Linked DNA regions of Homo sapiens: region 1 is linked to region 2. A link is an interaction called in ENCODE POLR2A ChIA-PET data of the cell type or tissue named here. Cell type or tissue: PC-3. All regions are shown on one strand. Links, peaks and the distances in the headings refer to the core of each region. The heading gives the core; the rest is flanking DNA. Region 1 overlaps LOC107986064 (a long non-coding RNA gene). Region 2 overlaps BTD (biotinidase).

The links. Peaks named below come from ENCODE experiments on the same cell type or tissue, not always from the same donor. Only the 100,000 strongest peaks of a DNase experiment are listed, where the experiment ranks them.
Region 1: POLR2A ChIA-PET joins it to region 2 with 7 read pairs; 2 of 35 experiments call an interaction of 5 or more read pairs at or near these places.

What each region holds. Positions count from the first base shown.
Region 1 is chr3:15,890,967-15,899,302 of GRCh38, forward strand. All of the region lies in intron 2 of LOC107986064 (a long non-coding RNA gene), which reads left to right. Among named protein-coding and RNA genes, the nearest start is that of MIR563, 21 kb to the left of the region's middle. In PC-3, for the core only: no CTCF peak of the experiment used is centred there; no DNase peak of the experiment used is centred there.
Region 2 is chr3:15,642,684-15,651,019 of GRCh38, forward strand. BTD (biotinidase) reads left to right here. Exons shown (of 4, transcript NM_001370658.1): 4 at 1,633-8,336. The coding sequence ends at 2,805. Among named protein-coding and RNA genes, the nearest start is that of BTD, 45 kb to the left of the region's middle. RefSeq lists an enhancer at 3,999-4,532 and a silencer at 4,959-5,253. In PC-3, for the core only: no CTCF peak of the experiment used is centred there; DNase peaks (open chromatin) are centred at 3,568, 4,388 and 5,098; H3K4me3 peaks cover 2,419 bases; H3K27ac peaks cover 4,245 bases.

The sequences.
Region 1 (8,336 bases), core at 194-8,193, 250 kb after region 2:
AATGGCATACACTACTGCTCAGAGAGTAGAATATGAGGATAAGGTTCAAAAGCTCTATTCTTGAATGTCAGAGTTGCTGACCCTCAAAGATCTTAGCCTGGAACACCTAGGTGCATATTAATATTTCCTGAAGTTTGTGCCAGGAAACTACTAGGAATTTCTCATTTGCCCTGCTATACAGCTATAACCATATCCAGAGGAATAATGTCCTTCTCTTTCCAAATCTTGCCTCTGTTCTCATGAGTAATAACCTGGAACGAGACAGAGATGGTGATTCTAGGACGCCTGGTGGTAGTACTTTGCTGGCAGCAGAAAAATTCAGCATACTCACCTCTAAACCAGCCCCAGCAAGGGGAACAGGCCACTGGGATTACCTTAGGCCCATCACAATTTACCTTTGATCCTGAAGGTAGAGTGTGGCACTCTCACCTGTGTCACATGGGGAAGGGTTGAAACCCACCCAATTCAGGGCTTGACTAGTAAGGAAAACAAAGAAAAAGCTGTTGGTTAAACAAGCAGCAGAGCCTACTGCATACTATATAACAATATAATCATCATTTTATTTGTAAATAAATATATATGTTACCAAAGTAGCTAGCTATATAGTTTAAAGAAATATGCTGTATATGGCTGGGCATGGTGGCTCACCCCTGTAATCCTAGCACTTTGGGAGGCCAAGGCGAGTGGATCATGAGGTCAATAGATTGAGACCATCCTGGCCAACATGGTGAAACCCCATCTCTACTAAAATTACAAAAATTAGCTGGGTGTGGTGGCATGCGCCTGTAATCCCAGCTACTCGGGAGGCTGAGGCAGGAGAATTGCTTGAACCCGGGAGGTAGAGGTTGCAGTGAGCCAAGATTGTGCCATTGTACTCCACCTGGCGACGGAGCAAGACTCCATCTCAAAAAAAAAAAAAAAAGAAAGAAAGAAATATGCTGTATTACATTGACCATGCATACCTATTATTACCCACAAGGTACAAACTCCTGCAAGTTGTTCAGGTTTCAGGCTAAACTGTAAAACTAAAGTCAGCTGATTGATAATTTATGGTATTATTGTATTCTGTAAAAAGGCTTCTTTTAGAAAATTCCTCTATTAGCTCTTCTTCAGATAACAGAACAGATTTATTGGTCTGCTGCTTTTATATATGCCTTGCCAGCACCCCAGCAGATCCTAGATTTAATGAATTTATTTGCGTGACTCAAGTTTACAAGATCAGCCATCCCTTCTCTCTGCTGCTGATCTTCCTGATCTCATTTGGCTGCCACTTTACATCCCAGTTAATTCCATTTCAGTTTCCTCAGAGACTGCAGGACCAGTTTTTCCCTGGGAAAAGGAAAGCTGATGACTGTGAGTCCATTTGGGGGCCCAAAAAACAGAATGCAGATGTCAAAGGTGCTAATATCTGATTTTCTCACCAGGACTGCTTAGACTAAATCCTTTGTATAAGAAAGCCACAAGGACAAGCCTTTTTGGAGGGTATCAGGATAGTTATGTATGTGCAGGTGCCAGGGAGTGGCTTCTGTTCTAGAAGGGCCCCACAGCTCAGCATTTCCTCCCACGTGCTTTCTTGAATATGCAAGCTGCATATATATTTATAACTCTGCAGGAAAAATGTGAACTTTATTAACAGAGATAACTGTCATAATTCAAGCAGTTGCACTCTATAGAGCAACCAGAGACTACAGGCATCAGGATTATGCATGTTCAGTAAAATTATATGCAAATGTTGGGGAATTATGAGATACTAACTAGGGATGAATGAGGAAGAAGGAAGGGCTAGAGTTGACCGTGCCTGTGGGGGACTGTAGGAGTCTAGAGAACATGTCTGAGTGCTCTTCCAGGGAATGTATATCCTTGAGGGCAGTAAATTCATTATGCATTTTTGCATTCTCCCATCCTAGTAGCAACCCTCAATAAATATTTGTTAAGTGAAGGAGTGAATGAAATGTTGACCTTGGCAATGCACAATAACTTCTGAATTGGTCTATGTGTATGCACATTTCCTCCCTTTCCTATTTAAACATTTATTCTAAATCAGTGGAGCCACAGCTGTCCAAGTTAAGAGTCATACTTACAGTCATTATTAACCAAGTGAGGTTCCAAGCCAGTGGTTCTCAACATTGGCTACATGTTACAATGACTTAGGGAGCATTTCAAAATTCCAGTGCTCAGGCTTCATCTCAGACTAGAAAAACAATCTCTGAGCTGAGGCGCAGGCATCAGAATTCCAAGGCTGAGTACCACTATAAGCTAGCATAGAAACTGCCATATCTGTGGAATTAGGAGACCTAGAAGAAATCCCACAGCACAAAAAAGTGCTAGTGCCACTTTCACTGATGTTCAAAGTGCAGAAAAGTTGGGGAAAAAATTCTGATGGGAGTTAGAAATGTGTTTCATTTATTTATTGTATTGTATTTTTTTTTGAGATGGAATCTTGCTCTGTCACCCAGGCTGGAGTGCAGTGGCATGATCTTGGCTCACTGCAGCCTCCGCTTCCTAGGTTCAAGCCATTCTCCTGACTCAGCCTCCTGAGTAGCTGGGATTACAGGCGTGGGCCACCATGCCTGGCTAATTTTTGAATTTTTAGTAGAGTTGGGGTTTCACCATGTTAGTCAGGCTGGTCTCGAACTCCTGACCTCGGGAAATCTGCCAGCCTCGGCCTCCCAAAGTGCTGGGATTACAGGCATGAGCCACTGTGCTTGGCCAGGAATGTGTTTTTGTGCTCATCTGGAACTTGAGGACTGGAAGGTGAGTCACATGTCTAGGAATACATAACACTTCAAACAACAAAATGATGCCACACTGTGAAAAGAGATGGGAAGCTATTGAATATCCCTGTCCTGCCCTGGCTGGTGACCCCTCCCCAACATTCAGGCTGCAGGAACACCTGAGCTCTGGGGCTCTCTGCCTGATACCCAGTGGTGGCCTTATTTATTCCACTGCCGAGTTCTTTCTGGCAACCTTGTACCATTCTTGGGAAAGGTTGGGGAAGCAATAGGTAAATGTTGTTTTGGTTTGTAGACATCTTTTGGTGGGGATGGGGGAGCAGCTGTGCTGGAACTGGGGGAAGGGGAGCTGTGACTCAGGGGAAATTCTAAGTTGCTACAAGCTGCAGCAAGTGTGTGTCAGTGGGAGGTGAGAAAGGCAAACAGAGGGCTGAAAACTGAGCCAGGAACCTGCCTAGTGGATAATCAAAACTCGACTATAAATAACTAATGGAACGACGAACGTGTTTAGTGAAGTTATTTTCTAAAGCAGCGTACAGGCAAAATGAGTGCTTTCCTGGAGCAAATCCTCAAGCTGTTCCAGAAGGGTGAGTAAAAATACAGAAACACCTGTCTGGCAGTGGTGATTTTACATAAATAATTTTTCCAGGTAACTGAAAGCTACCTTGTAAATGCCAAAACCCTGAACATTTTAGTTGTGTAAGGGAAATTTTTCTAAAATGGGTTATATTTTCTCCAGAGGTGGCGAACAGAGTACATTTCATTTACTGGCTTTTGGTGGTTCAGGATTTGGTAGCAGAACCTGGATTTCCTTCTTCACCACCCTTTTCACTCACCTTCAGTTTCAGCTCCAGGCATGGAGCATGAGACATAGGCTTAAAGCCATCAATGTCTCCTTTCGCTTGGTTACAGGTGATGGGCTCTAATGCATGGGCTTTGTGACAACTATCTCCCCTTGTTTTGAGCCCTTTTCTGGCTCCCATGCACTCAGATATGTTTTGGATAGATATAGTCACTGTGAGTCTGGCCTCTGTTTATGAGAGTTACTGAAGTGAATGTATTTTATTTTATCTTATTTTTTAGTGCTCTTAAAATTCACTTTGGTTTTTTAATATTTTTAAAAGACTCATGAGACTGTTCATATTTCATGACCTGCGACTATACTAAGGAGAAACAGCTCAGAAAACTAATTTAAAATAATTCATACCTAATTGCGGTCTCATTTCTGAAAATATTTTGCACACAATCCTACCCTGCCCTGGTACCCTGGACATCACAAAGAGTGGCACAACGTAACATAAGATACCATACCATGTATCCAGCAATCAGCTTTTATGAGACTTGCATCATTATAAACCTATAAGAAAAAAGCCTGTGCATTATGGAAAAATTTGCACAAAACTCTGTGTACCTGACTCATTGTGAACACCCAATCCCTTAGGCCTAATGGTTTGAAATAGTGGGTGAAGCAAAGGCCAATGATGGGTCAAATTCCTGTATTTGTTTCATTGCTGAGGTAGTGAAGGGACCAGGGATGGTGTCAGAAGCTACCACATCAAGATGTGAGAGAGAAGCAGCAGCCAAATCACACGCCAGCTGTAGAGATGCCAGTATGGGGAAGATTGCCCCATGAGCCCACCAGGTCCTGTTTTAAGGGCATCATTACTGTAACCCAGAATGATAAAGTTCACAATTGCAACCTTGTGCCGTTAAGAGAAGTCTACAGTGATGCCCACATGGCTTTTTTCTAAGGTAGATAAGTGTGTAATATCTTTTAGAAAACTTTACATTCTTTAATGATTAAGTATGGGCATTTATTATTTATTTATTTACTTATTTTTACTTTTTATTTTAGAGATATGGCCTTGCTCTGTCACCCAGGCTGGAGTACAGTGGCACGATCATAGCTCAGTGCAGCCTCTACTTCCTGGGCTCAAGCAATCCTCCCACCTCCACCTCCTGAGTAGTTGGGACTACACATGTGCACCACCATGCCTGGCTATTTTTAAAAATTGTTTATGGATGGGGTCTCACTATGTTGCCCAGGCTGGTCTCAAACTGCAGGCCTCAAGTGGTCTTCCTGCCTTTGTCTCCTAAAGTGTTGGGATTACAGGCATGAGCCACTGCATCTAGCCAGGTATGGACATTTAAAGTGGCAAATTTGTCCAGACGCGATGGCTCACACTTGTAATCCCAGCACTTTGAGAGGCTGAGGCGGGCAGATCACGAGGTCAGGAGTTCGAGACCAGCCTGGCCAACACAATGAAACCCCGTCTCTCCTAAAAATGCAAAAAAATTAGCTGGGTGTGGTGCAGGTGCCTGTAATCCCAACTGCTCGGGAGGCTGAGACAAGAGAATTGCTTGAACCCAGGAGGTGGAGGTTACAGTGAGCCAAGATCACGCCACTGCACTCCAGCCTGGGCGACAGAGCTAGACTCCATCTCAATAAATAAACAAACAAACAAACAAACAAAGTGGCAAATTTGAAATATCTGGGAAAATCACTTATGCAGATTTCTTCAATTTGAATTAATAGAATGGAAAATGAAAAAGAGAAGAGACAAAGCTTTCAGTTGCAGTTGTGTTATTAACTAGCTGTGCAATCTAGAAGCTCCGTTTGCTTATTTTTAAACTGGAAAGGCCTTGATTTATACTGTCTGCTGTGGTAGTCACTTGCTACATATGGCTATTTAAATTGATTTCAAATAAATGAAAATTATGATCAAACACAGATACAGGAAAACTGAGGTAGGAAATTAACTGAAACAAAAGTTATCAGTTTGGGACCATAGGCAACAGCTATAAGAATGCTGAGGTAGGGCAAAATTACATAATTAGCCAGAGAGAGCCCAGCCTGAACCAGTGGTTAGGAGACAAATGAGAAGGTGTCAAAATTCACACAACATGACAAGTCAGAAAGCAAGGCAATAGATCAAAAGGGTTCAGTGTAGGCACAGGAAAGACCTTGCTTGCTTAAGACCAGCATGGTATGAATGAAAGAATTCGGAGGCCACGATGTCTCCTGTTAAAAGTCCTCCCTCCATAATCATTGTGGTAGACAGACTAGACCCTAGTGTGGTTTCATTTTCATGACTCTATAATCCCTTCCTCTTAGTGTGGGTGGGACCAAGAACTTGCTTCTAACCAATATAAAATGTGGTGGGAAAGTGATGGAAAGTCATTTTCATCATTACATTATTGTATTGATATATAACTCTGTGTAGCTAGCATGCATTAGAAAGACTCTTTACATTGCTCCCTTGAAGAAGTAAGCTGCCACATCATGAGAGGGCCTATGGAGGGGGCCAATGGCAAGGAACTGCAGGTGGCCTATATTTGCTGAGAGTGGCCCCCAACTGACATCCAGCAACAAAACAGGGCCTCAGTCCTACAACCACAAGGAGATGAATTCTGCCAATGACATGAAGAAGCTTGGAAGTTCTTTCCCCAGTCTAGCCTCTGATGAGCCCACAGCCTTGACCAACATCTGGATTGCAGCCTTTTGAGACCCAGAGCAGAGGGCACAGCTAAGCTGAATCTGGACTTCTGAACTATGGAAACTGTGAGATAATGAGTATTGTTTTGAGCCTCTAAGTTTTTGGTAATTTGTTATGCAGCAATAAAAAACTAATATGTCCATTTACCATGGTCAATCACGGTAGTTTTCAAGGCTTTCTTTAGTTGTGGAGACCTGTTTTTAAGCCAAAGCACACATGGAAGCACAATATGTAAACAAAGAAAGGTAGAATGTCTCCATTTACAGCTGGGTAGAAGGAATGGATCCCTTCCCACCTGGGTTCTCCTGAACTTACAGGGCCACAAGAGGAAACTCTGTGAACAGTCTGAAAACTTAAATAAATGGAAGAAGGACTAGAACATGCTGACCCAGACACACATTTCAGGCTGCAGGGAAGAGACACACTCAAGTGTCCTTCCGTGATGGAGCACAGTGGATAATGTTGATGCACTTTGAGAATTCTCAAATCTCTTTACAGTTTCTGGTTACTCCTCCCCAGTTGCAGTGTGCTTTTTTGCCTTCAAGAGTTACAGGTCTGTACCTGTAACTCTTCTTATGAGAACTCTCCTTGGGTTACTGGAACTGTTTGACCTACTATAGGTAACTACTATAGTTACAGTAACTGCTGTATGACCTCCCTTACCTAGAGTTGGGACTACCTCTGGTGTGTAACTTATACTCCCTTCTAGCCATATCTGGTGGAAACCACCCCAGCCTCTCTCTGTTGGACTGCCTGAAATCACACCATACTTGGTTTTCTCCCTTCCCTGTCTTCCTTCCCCCACTTCCAACCCAGCTTCTGGGAACACTTCTTTAATTATTGCTTTGCACATTACTCCTCATTTCAGTGCCTATTTCAAAGAACCCAACCTGAAGCATAGAGATTTCCTGGGAAGATACATGGACACCTGAGACATCTCACCATTTCTGGTGCCCAGCGTTTCCAAGTCCCTCATTGGTCACATTCAGTTTGGGCTCCAGTGCCCTACCTGCCCTTGTGGTTCTGGCATTTATCCTTTCCAAAGGATAATTTGATCGGCCTGATGCCACCATGCACAACAAAAATCCTCTAACGGGTAGAGCTTTACTCCAGGCCACCTCAAAGGCAGCTGACCCATTTCCACTTAATTGTCTTTAGCTCAGCCATTGACCCCTGTTCCTATCAAAGTGGAGTCAGGATATCCATGTGGGGTCATTCAAATCACATGGCAGGAGCCACAGGAGCGTTTTGCTGAAAGAACACCTTGGGGACATTTTCCTCAGAAGAGAGTGGTAGGTGAGGCAGGTACTTTCTTATCAACTCCCTGGAGAGTCCTCTTCAGGGCACACAGCTTTTATAACTCCAAAGAGGTGTGACACTCAATTATCATTCAGGGTGGCTTGTGGAAGCAGAGAAAGAGTGAACAAGGCAAGGACACAGTGCAACCAGTCTCAATCTTGTTCCCGCAAGATTGAGGATATGGTAAATAGAAGTGGTTGGTATAAAACTGGATCTGTTCTGAGGACACAGAAATAATTTCAAATACTGTATTTATATAAATGGGCTACCTAATATGCTAAAAAGAAGCTTATCAAAGATGATGTAAATTTAAGAGCATGAGTCAATTAGTCCATTAGGTTTTTAGGTTTTGTTTTGTTTTGTTTTTTGAGACAAAGTCTTGCTCTGCCACCCAGGTTGGAGTGCAGTGGCACGATTTCAGTTCACTGCAACCTTGCCTCCCAGGTTCAAGCAAGTCTTCTGCCTCAGCCTCCCAAGTAGCTGGAATTACAGGTGTGCACGACCACACCTGGCTAATTTTTGTATTTTTAGTAGAGACAGGGTTTCGTCATGTTGGCCAGGTTAGTCTCGAACTCCGGCCTCAAGTGATCTGCCTACCTCAGCCTCCCAAACTGCTGGGATTACAGGCATGAGCCACCGTGCCCGGCAGTCCATTAGGTTTTAAAAGGATAGGCAAAAGTCTTCAGAAACGTATATAGAAATTTGCCCTCAGAACACTTAATATTTCAGTTAATCTACTGCCATGTATCCAACTACACCAAAATTTAGTGGCTCAAGTAACAGCTATTTTATTTCCCATTTGTGATTC
Region 2 (8,336 bases), core at 243-8,242:
GATCTCCTGACCTTGTGATCTGTCTACCTCGGCCTGCCAAAGTGCTGGGATTACAGGCATGAGCCACTGTGCCTGGCCTTGACATCCTCTTTTTAAGCATACTATATGCTTATTCATTTTAAATTTTTGCTATTATATTTTTGTAAACATGTTCAAGTTTTTCTGTAAAATAAAATTTTTAGAAATGAAATCCCTCAGGCCAGGTGTGGTGGCTCACACCTGTAATCCCAGCTACTTGGGAGGCTGAGGCAGGAGAATCACTTGAACCTGGGAGGCAGGAGTTGCGGTGAGAAAGATCGCGCCACTGCATTCCAGCCTGGACAACAGGAGCAAAACTCTGCCTCAAAAAAAAAAAAAAAAATAAAATAAAATAAAGAAATGGAATCCCTCAAAGGATATGTACATTTTAAATTATATTAAAGAGTACCAAATTTCCCGCTTAAAAAACTTTGATTTCACTTTACAGCCCCAGTCATACAGTATGAGTGCCTCTTTTTCCATCCTTTGGTCAATGCAAGATAGAATAATCTTTTGAGCCTGGGCACAGTGCTTCACATCTGTAATCCCAGCATTCTGGGAGGCCAAGGCTGGTGGATAGCTTGAGCTCATGAGTTCAAGACCAGCCTGGCCAACATGGTGAAACCTCGTCTCTACAATAAATACAAAAATTAGCTGGGTGTGGTGGTGCATGCCTGTAGTCCCAGCCACTCAGAAGGCTGAGATAGGAGGATGGCTTGAGCCTGGGAGGCGGAAGTTGCAGTGAGCCAAGATTGTGCCACTGCACTCCAGCCTGGGCGACAGAGCCAGACCCTGCCTCAAAAAAAAAAGAAAAAGAAGAATCTTTTGAATTTTTGCCAGTCTTATGAAGGTGAGAAATGATAGCTATTTCATTGTTGTAATTTGCACTTCTCTCTCACTAATGAGATTGAGCATCTTTTGAGATGTTTGTGGGTCACTTTTCTTTGTCCTTCTGTGAATCACCTGTTTATATCCTTTGCACATTTTCAGTAGTGGTTGCTTTTTTCTTATTGATTTATGATAGCTGTTTATTATGGATAAATATAAGTACTTTTATATTTAAAAATTGTGAGAGCCAAGTACAATGGTGCACACCTGTAGTCCCAGCTTCTTAGGAGGCTGAGACGAGAGGATTGCTTGAGGCCAGGAGTTTGAGTCCAGCCTGGGCAATGTAACAAGACCCTGTCTCTGAAAAAAAAAAAAAAGAAAAGAAAGAAAAAAAAAAGAAGAGGAAGCAAAAGGAAGGATTTTAAAAACTCATTTATTTAATTTATTTATTTATTTATTTATTTATTTATTTATTTATTTATTTATTTTGAGACGGAGTCTTGCTCTGTCGCCCAGGCTGGAGTGCAGTGGCGCGATCTCGGCTCACTGCAAGCTCCGCCTACTGGGTTCACGCCATTCTCCTGCCTCAGCCTCCCGAGTAGCTGGGACTACAGGCATCCACCACCACGCCCGGCTAATTTTTTGTATTTTTAGTTGAGATGGGGTTTCACCGTGTTAGCCAGGGTGGTCTCAATCTCCTGACCTCATGATCCACCCGCCTCAGCCTCCCACAGTGCTGGGATTACAGGCAAAAACCTCATTTATTTACACCTTTTTTTCCTCTAGGTGCTCCAGCGCCTGAGTTGTATGGCCATCAGGGGAGATATGTTCTTGGTGGCCAATCTTGGGACAAAGGAGCCTTGTCATAGCAGTGACCCAAGGTGCCCAAAAGATGGGAGATACCAGTTCAACACAAATGTCGTGTTCAGCAATAATGGAACCCTTGTTGACCGCTACCGTAAACACAACCTCTACTTTGAGGCAGCATTCGATGTTCCTCTTAAAGTGGATCTCATCACCTTTGATACCCCCTTTGCTGGCAGGTTTGGCATCTTCACATGCTTTGATATATTGTTCTTTGACCCTGCCATCAGAGTCCTCAGAGACTACAAGGTGAAGCATGTTGTGTACCCAACTGCCTGGATGAACCAGCTCCCACTCTTGGCAGCAATTGAGATTCAGAAAGCTTTTGCTGTTGCCTTTGGCATCAACGTTCTGGCAGCTAATGTCCACCACCCAGTTCTGGGGATGACAGGAAGTGGCATACACACCCCTCTGGAGTCCTTTTGGTACCATGACATGGAAAATCCCAAAAGTCACCTTATAATTGCCCAGGTGGCCAAAAATCCAGTGGGTCTCATTGGTGCAGAGAATGCAACAGGTGAAACGGACCCATCCCATAGTAAGTTTTTAAAAATTTTGTCAGGCGATCCGTACTGTGAGAAGGATGCTCAGGAAGTCCACTGTGATGAGGCCACCAAGTGGAACGTGAATGCTCCTCCCACATTTCACTCTGAGATGATGTATGACAATTTCACCCTGGTCCCTGTCTGGGGAAAGGAAGGCTATCTCCACGTCTGTTCCAATGGCCTCTGCTGTTATTTACTTTACGAGAGGCCCACCTTATCCAAAGAGCTGTATGCCCTGGGGGTCTTTGATGGGCTTCACACAGTACATGGCACTTACTACATCCAAGTGTGTGCCCTGGTCAGGTGTGGGGGTCTTGGCTTCGACACCTGTGGACAGGAAATCACAGAGGCCACGGGGATATTTGAGTTTCACCTGTGGGGCAACTTCAGTACTTCCTATATCTTTCCTTTGTTTCTGACCTCAGGGATGACCCTAGAAGTCCCTGACCAGCTTGGCTGGGAGAATGACCACTATTTCCTGAGGAAAAGTAGGCTGTCCTCTGGGCTGGTGACGGCGGCTCTCTATGGGCGCTTGTATGAGAGGGACTAGGAAAAGTGTGTGGTCTGTGGGGCGGACTCTGGCCATCATGTTGACAGCCTTGCACTTCCACAGGCTACAAGCCCTGGGACCATCTTTCTGCCTTAAGGGCAGGAGCCCACTTCTGTGGCACCAGATTCCACCCTGGGAACTGTGGAAAAAGTAGGAGAGGCAGATTCCCTCAGTGTCTTCCTCTTAAACCTCAATCATCGAGACATTAGGGGGTATTTTCTGTTCACATTTATCTTTTTCAAGCCACATCTTCCTCTAACAAATCTCTCAGTATGCGATTGGTCTCAAGCTAAAACAAAAATAAATGTCAGTTTATATTTTACACATCCACAAAGCAGTGGCTTGGGGTTTTTTTTTTTTTTTTTATCTTGTTGATCAAGTGACACCCAGGACATGTAAATATTTCATAAGCCTTAAACATTTCCTGAGGTAAGAAACAAGCTCTCAAAGCAAAAGCTCAATTAGAAATGGCCCTTGTGGGGAACCTTCCCATTCTGGTCGACCAGAACTCTAGCCAGATGAAATGGCAATGCTAGCGCCACCAGCAACGTCAGAAACGTAGACCTTAAAGCGGCTTTTAAAAATAGAAAAGAAGCGTTCCTCACATCTGCCAGTAATGGAATTTTCTGTCAGTAAATGGAATGTGTAGGCAGGACCTGGAATAACTGGAGAGAGTGCAACGCTTCGGGGTGAAGGGCGGGTGGGGACTGGAAATGTTGAGACGGGGGCAGCCATGGGAAGGTATGAGTAATAGAATTCTTTCTGTACGACACAGCTCATCCAGGGATTCCAGGGACCTTAATAAATCACGGTAGCTTTGGGCAAGAGTTGGGCACGTTGCCCGACTGTGCAGGATGGATTGATGCTGGTATAATTTGATCTGGAGCCCTATAGAGGATCTCGTTGCTTTGCAGCGATGCCTGGCACCCCATAGAGATAAGTTGCAGGGACTGCCGTGAAGGGCATGAAGGGTGGCCCACTTTAGTCATGCATTTATTCAATCACCCAACAGGCACAGAGCAGGAGCTTCCCATGTTAGGAATTCCAGATGCAAAATTATCAGACTCAATATGGTGAAGACATTTTTAGGCCACTGATTTCTGTGTAATTTGTGTCCAATATTTCAAAGCCATTTAAAAAAGGATTTTGACTGCATGCCTAGTAGCTGTTTCAGATCATTTTTTAAGTACAGAATGGATAATTAGTCTTCAGTGATTTGCCTCTTAAATGTGGCCATTTAGTTTGAACTCCTTTTTAGTTATTTTAAACAGTATATGCTTAAACATCACACGATTTTATAAAGCAAGAAAAATGAAATGATCTCCCTATTCCCCCACGGTGTAGGCCTCCAGATCCTTTTCTGGCTTTTAGGCAGGACAATTAACAATGTGGATTCTGCAGTCAGACTGATGGGGTTTCCATGCATGGCCTCACCATTAACTCCTCACTGGGGAGACCTTGGGCCTCGGTTTTTTATTCATAGAATGCATGTTGAATAAACCATGTGGGAAAAAGCAGAGCCAGCACCAGCCCCTGCTGACTCACTGATCCCTCGGAAAGGTCTGGGATGAGTCAAGTCTTCAGGGAATAAGCAGCAAGGACTTGGAATTCCTGAGCAAGCCTTGGGTTCCCCACGCCCTAGGAAGTCCCTCTGGAAGGGGAGCAGGACCTCTCCCACCAGATGACGGAGTTCGCTTTCTCGCCCAGCGCAGCTCCCACCAGGCGTGAGCTGGCAGTCCAGAAGCGGCCCCAGATGTGGCTACCCACCGCCCAGTCTGCTTCCCTGCCTCAAACCCCAGGGAGACAGAAATTACCTAAAAATGCATATCATTGCCTTATGCCAAGATGATTCAAATAAGCCTGAGAAAGAGAGGCCAGCGCTAAATACAGACTTGGCAGAACTACTTCACCCAGTAAACATCTAATCAGCACCTGCAGGATCCTCATTCTGCCCTTCTGGGCAGAGCACCACGAACTTTCCCTGAGTTATTTTCTACCAACAATTTAGAATGAATTGCTCGTGAAGTAGAAATGAGGGGAAAAGCAACTAATGGTGGTAGAACAAAGTAATTTTTACAATTAAAAGAAGTAGCTGCCAGATGACAGAACAAAGTAGAGGACGGGAAAATAAATCATTTTCAGGGAAAAAATATATCTATGACTAATGGTTGTGATTATGTTTTTGTCGATTGTGATCCTGAAACTCAGGAAGCAAATGGCAATCTTGACCACAACATGGAGACAGGAAATCAAATGCATTTTTGGCTAAACCAGACTTGGGGGAAGTGGCTTGGTTTGCGTGGTTTCTCATGTAGGTGCAGCTGTGCTTTTCTGTGGTTTTTCTCACACGGGAAGTGAGAGGCACAGTGAGCTGTATTCACACTGGATTTAAAAGCCCTGTTCTTAGAGAGGAAAAAACCAGGCCTCCTCACAGACTGCCAAGTCCCAGAGCCCACCATGTCTGCTCTCAAGACACAGGCCTGTCCAGAGCCCCTGCTGAGGGAAACCCACCCAGGCCACTTTTCCCCACAGGTGGCCCTGCTTGGTACCTGTGCCCCCACCCCCCAGCCATGGTATATTGAACCAGGAGGAGGCACCCAGCCCAAGGCCAGCCAATCAGAGCACTGGCTAGTAGCCCAGGAGGTGTCCCTGCACAGAAGATCTCCTCAGAGAGGACCGATGGTGAGTCGGCCGCTCTTGATTCTCAATGAAACTCAGAACCGCTCAAGTGAAATGACCACTCAAAGAACAATTTCTCAACAAAGTGGATTTATATAGGACAAAATAGGCATAAAAGTATGAAATGTTTTGTGCACAAAGGCCTAGATTTGAGACAAGAGCTGATGTGGCCTGAAGATCTGTGAGTGGGACTGCTTGGGAGGCCATGTTCCTTCTCAGGCCAGAGAAAGGTCCTGGTCTCCTGGCTTCAGTCTTTCATTCCCTAACCTCCCTTTGAATGTTAGTTACCTATTCCCACATAACAAAGTGCCCCAAAACTTAATGGCATAAAACAAGCATGGACATTGTTAGTTCACCCAGTTCTGTGGGGCAGGAAAGCGGGTCTCTCATGAGGCTACAGTCAAGATGTCAGCCGAGGTGACAGTGAAGATATCAACCAAGGCTGCAGCCGGTTGAAGGCCTCACTGGATTTGGAGAATATTATTGATTAAATTGCGTCTTCCCCAAAAAAGATACGTTGTAGTCCTAACCCCCAATAGCTCAGAATGTGGCCTTATTTGGAAATAGGGTCTTTGCAGATGCAATGAAGATATAAGTTAAAATGAGATCACACTAGAGTAACTGGGCCCTTAATCCAATATGACATGTCCTTATCAGAAGAGGAGAAGACACACACACAGGGAGAAGATGACCATGTGACAACAGGGGCAGAGATCACAGGGATGCCTCTACTAGACAAGGCACACCAGAAATTGCTTGCCAACAAACACCAGAAATTAGAAGAGGCAAGAAACAACTCCCCACACACAACCCACCCCTGCAGGTTTCAGAAGAAGCATGGCTCTGCCAACACCTTGATTTTGGATTTCCAGCTTCCACAACTATGAGACAATAAGTTTCTGTTGTTTGAAGCCACCCAGTTCAGGGTACTTTGATATGGCAGACCTAGGAAACAAATACAGAGGATCACTTGCAAAATGGCCCATTCACACAGCTGGCACGTTGGTGCTGGCTGCTAGCAAAAGGTCTCAGCTCCTCACCACTTGGGTCTTTCCATAGGGATAGCTGAGTGTCCTCATGATGTGGCCCCTGGCTTCCCCTGAAGCAAATGATCCAAGAGAGCACAGGTGGAGCCATGATGTCTTTTATTAACTAGTCTCAGAAGTCACACTGCATCATTTGGCACCATCTTATTGAGTTACACAGGTCAGCCCTGCTCCCTATGGAAAGAGACAGAGGGTGTTAGATGCCCAGAGGTGAACCTCATTGGGTACCATCCTGCAGGTGGGCTGCCACTCTGCTCAATCCAAATCACAGCTCTCCCGTTTCTCACCTCCCAACAGTTGCTGTTCCTCAGGCCAAAGTTCACATTCTGCACAGCCTCAGCTCCGCCTGACCTCTGAGCTCACATGATGGCCCTTACTGTGAACCTGGGTTTCTGGTCCAGCCATAGCTACTTCTTTAAGCTCCTCCAGTGTGCTGAGCACAGTCTGGCCCCTGTACTGTTGTCTGCTTGAAATGGCGTCTTCTGATGAACACTCATCCATCCTTCAAGGTCTACTCTCTCATCACAGCTTGTGACTCTTCCACTTTTTGAACTGGTGTTTCCCATTCCCAGTTCACAGAGCCCTTTCTCATTGAACTATTTATCTGAGTTCCCTCTGCCGGAACATGAGCCATGCCTAGAGTAGCCACCTAGTAGTGAGTGACAGCTCTGTGCTGGATGCACATAAATGGTCTCCCTTAACTGCCATGAGCCCTAAAGAAGGTTTGCTACAGCTATTTTACAGATGGGGAAAACTGACAGAGAGATATTAATGAATTGCCCACATGCAAATATGTGCTGAGTCTTGGATTTGCATCTTTATCGTGACTCCACGGAGACCCACCCTCTAAGACCAGAGCCAGTGTCCTATTCATCTTTTGTCTCTGCAGCGTTCAGCATGGCACTGTCTTGGCTTACAAAATCTGCTCTATGCTTGCTGACTGCTGAATGAATGAATGAATGAATAGGTAGTCACAAAGAATGTTTAGAATGTTTCTCAGACAGGCTGAGAAAAAACACAACGAAACATTATTTCCGTTTGGAAAGTTTTTTTATTTTTGTGTTCAGTACTGAAGTAAAACAAAAATCTGAATAACAGCTGCACCGTTAAAAATGAAATTACCAATATATGAACTCTAGGCATCATGCATATATAATTTTTTGTAGATAACTTTTCTTCTCATTTTCCTTCTCATTCTCTTCATCTTTTTCTTTTTGTTTGAGCAAAAAAAAAAAAGAATATATTAACTCGTAACTGGGGAGTCTAAGAATAAATTCTCTTCAGCCATTGCTGAATCTAGGGGCTCAAATGGTGTCTCTGGACACAGTATCACACTCTACTCTGCACTCTTCTTTATCATTTTCTCCCACAGACAGACTCTCGTGTAGTTGCAACAATGGCCATGACTTCTAGGCTTCATCTGCCCCTCTCAGCAGCTCTAGAGAAGAAGCTCCTCTTTTTACACAGTCCCTAATTAAAGTCTCAGAGATGAACAACCTGGGCTCTTGCTTAGGGCACGTGCCCATCCTGAATCAATGATCGGCCAGAGAGCTGTGATATTCTTTTGTTTTTTTGAGATGGAGTCTTGCTCTGTCGCCCGGGCAGGAGTGCAATGGCATGATCTCGGCTCACTGCAAGCTCTGCCTCCCGAGTTCAAGCGATTCTCCTGCCTCAGCCTTCCGAGTAGCTGGGACTACAGGCACGTGCCACCACGCCCAGCTAATTTTTTGTATTTTTATAGAGACAGGGTTTCACCATGTTAGCCAGGATGGCCTCGATCTCCTGACCTCATGATCTGCCTGCCTC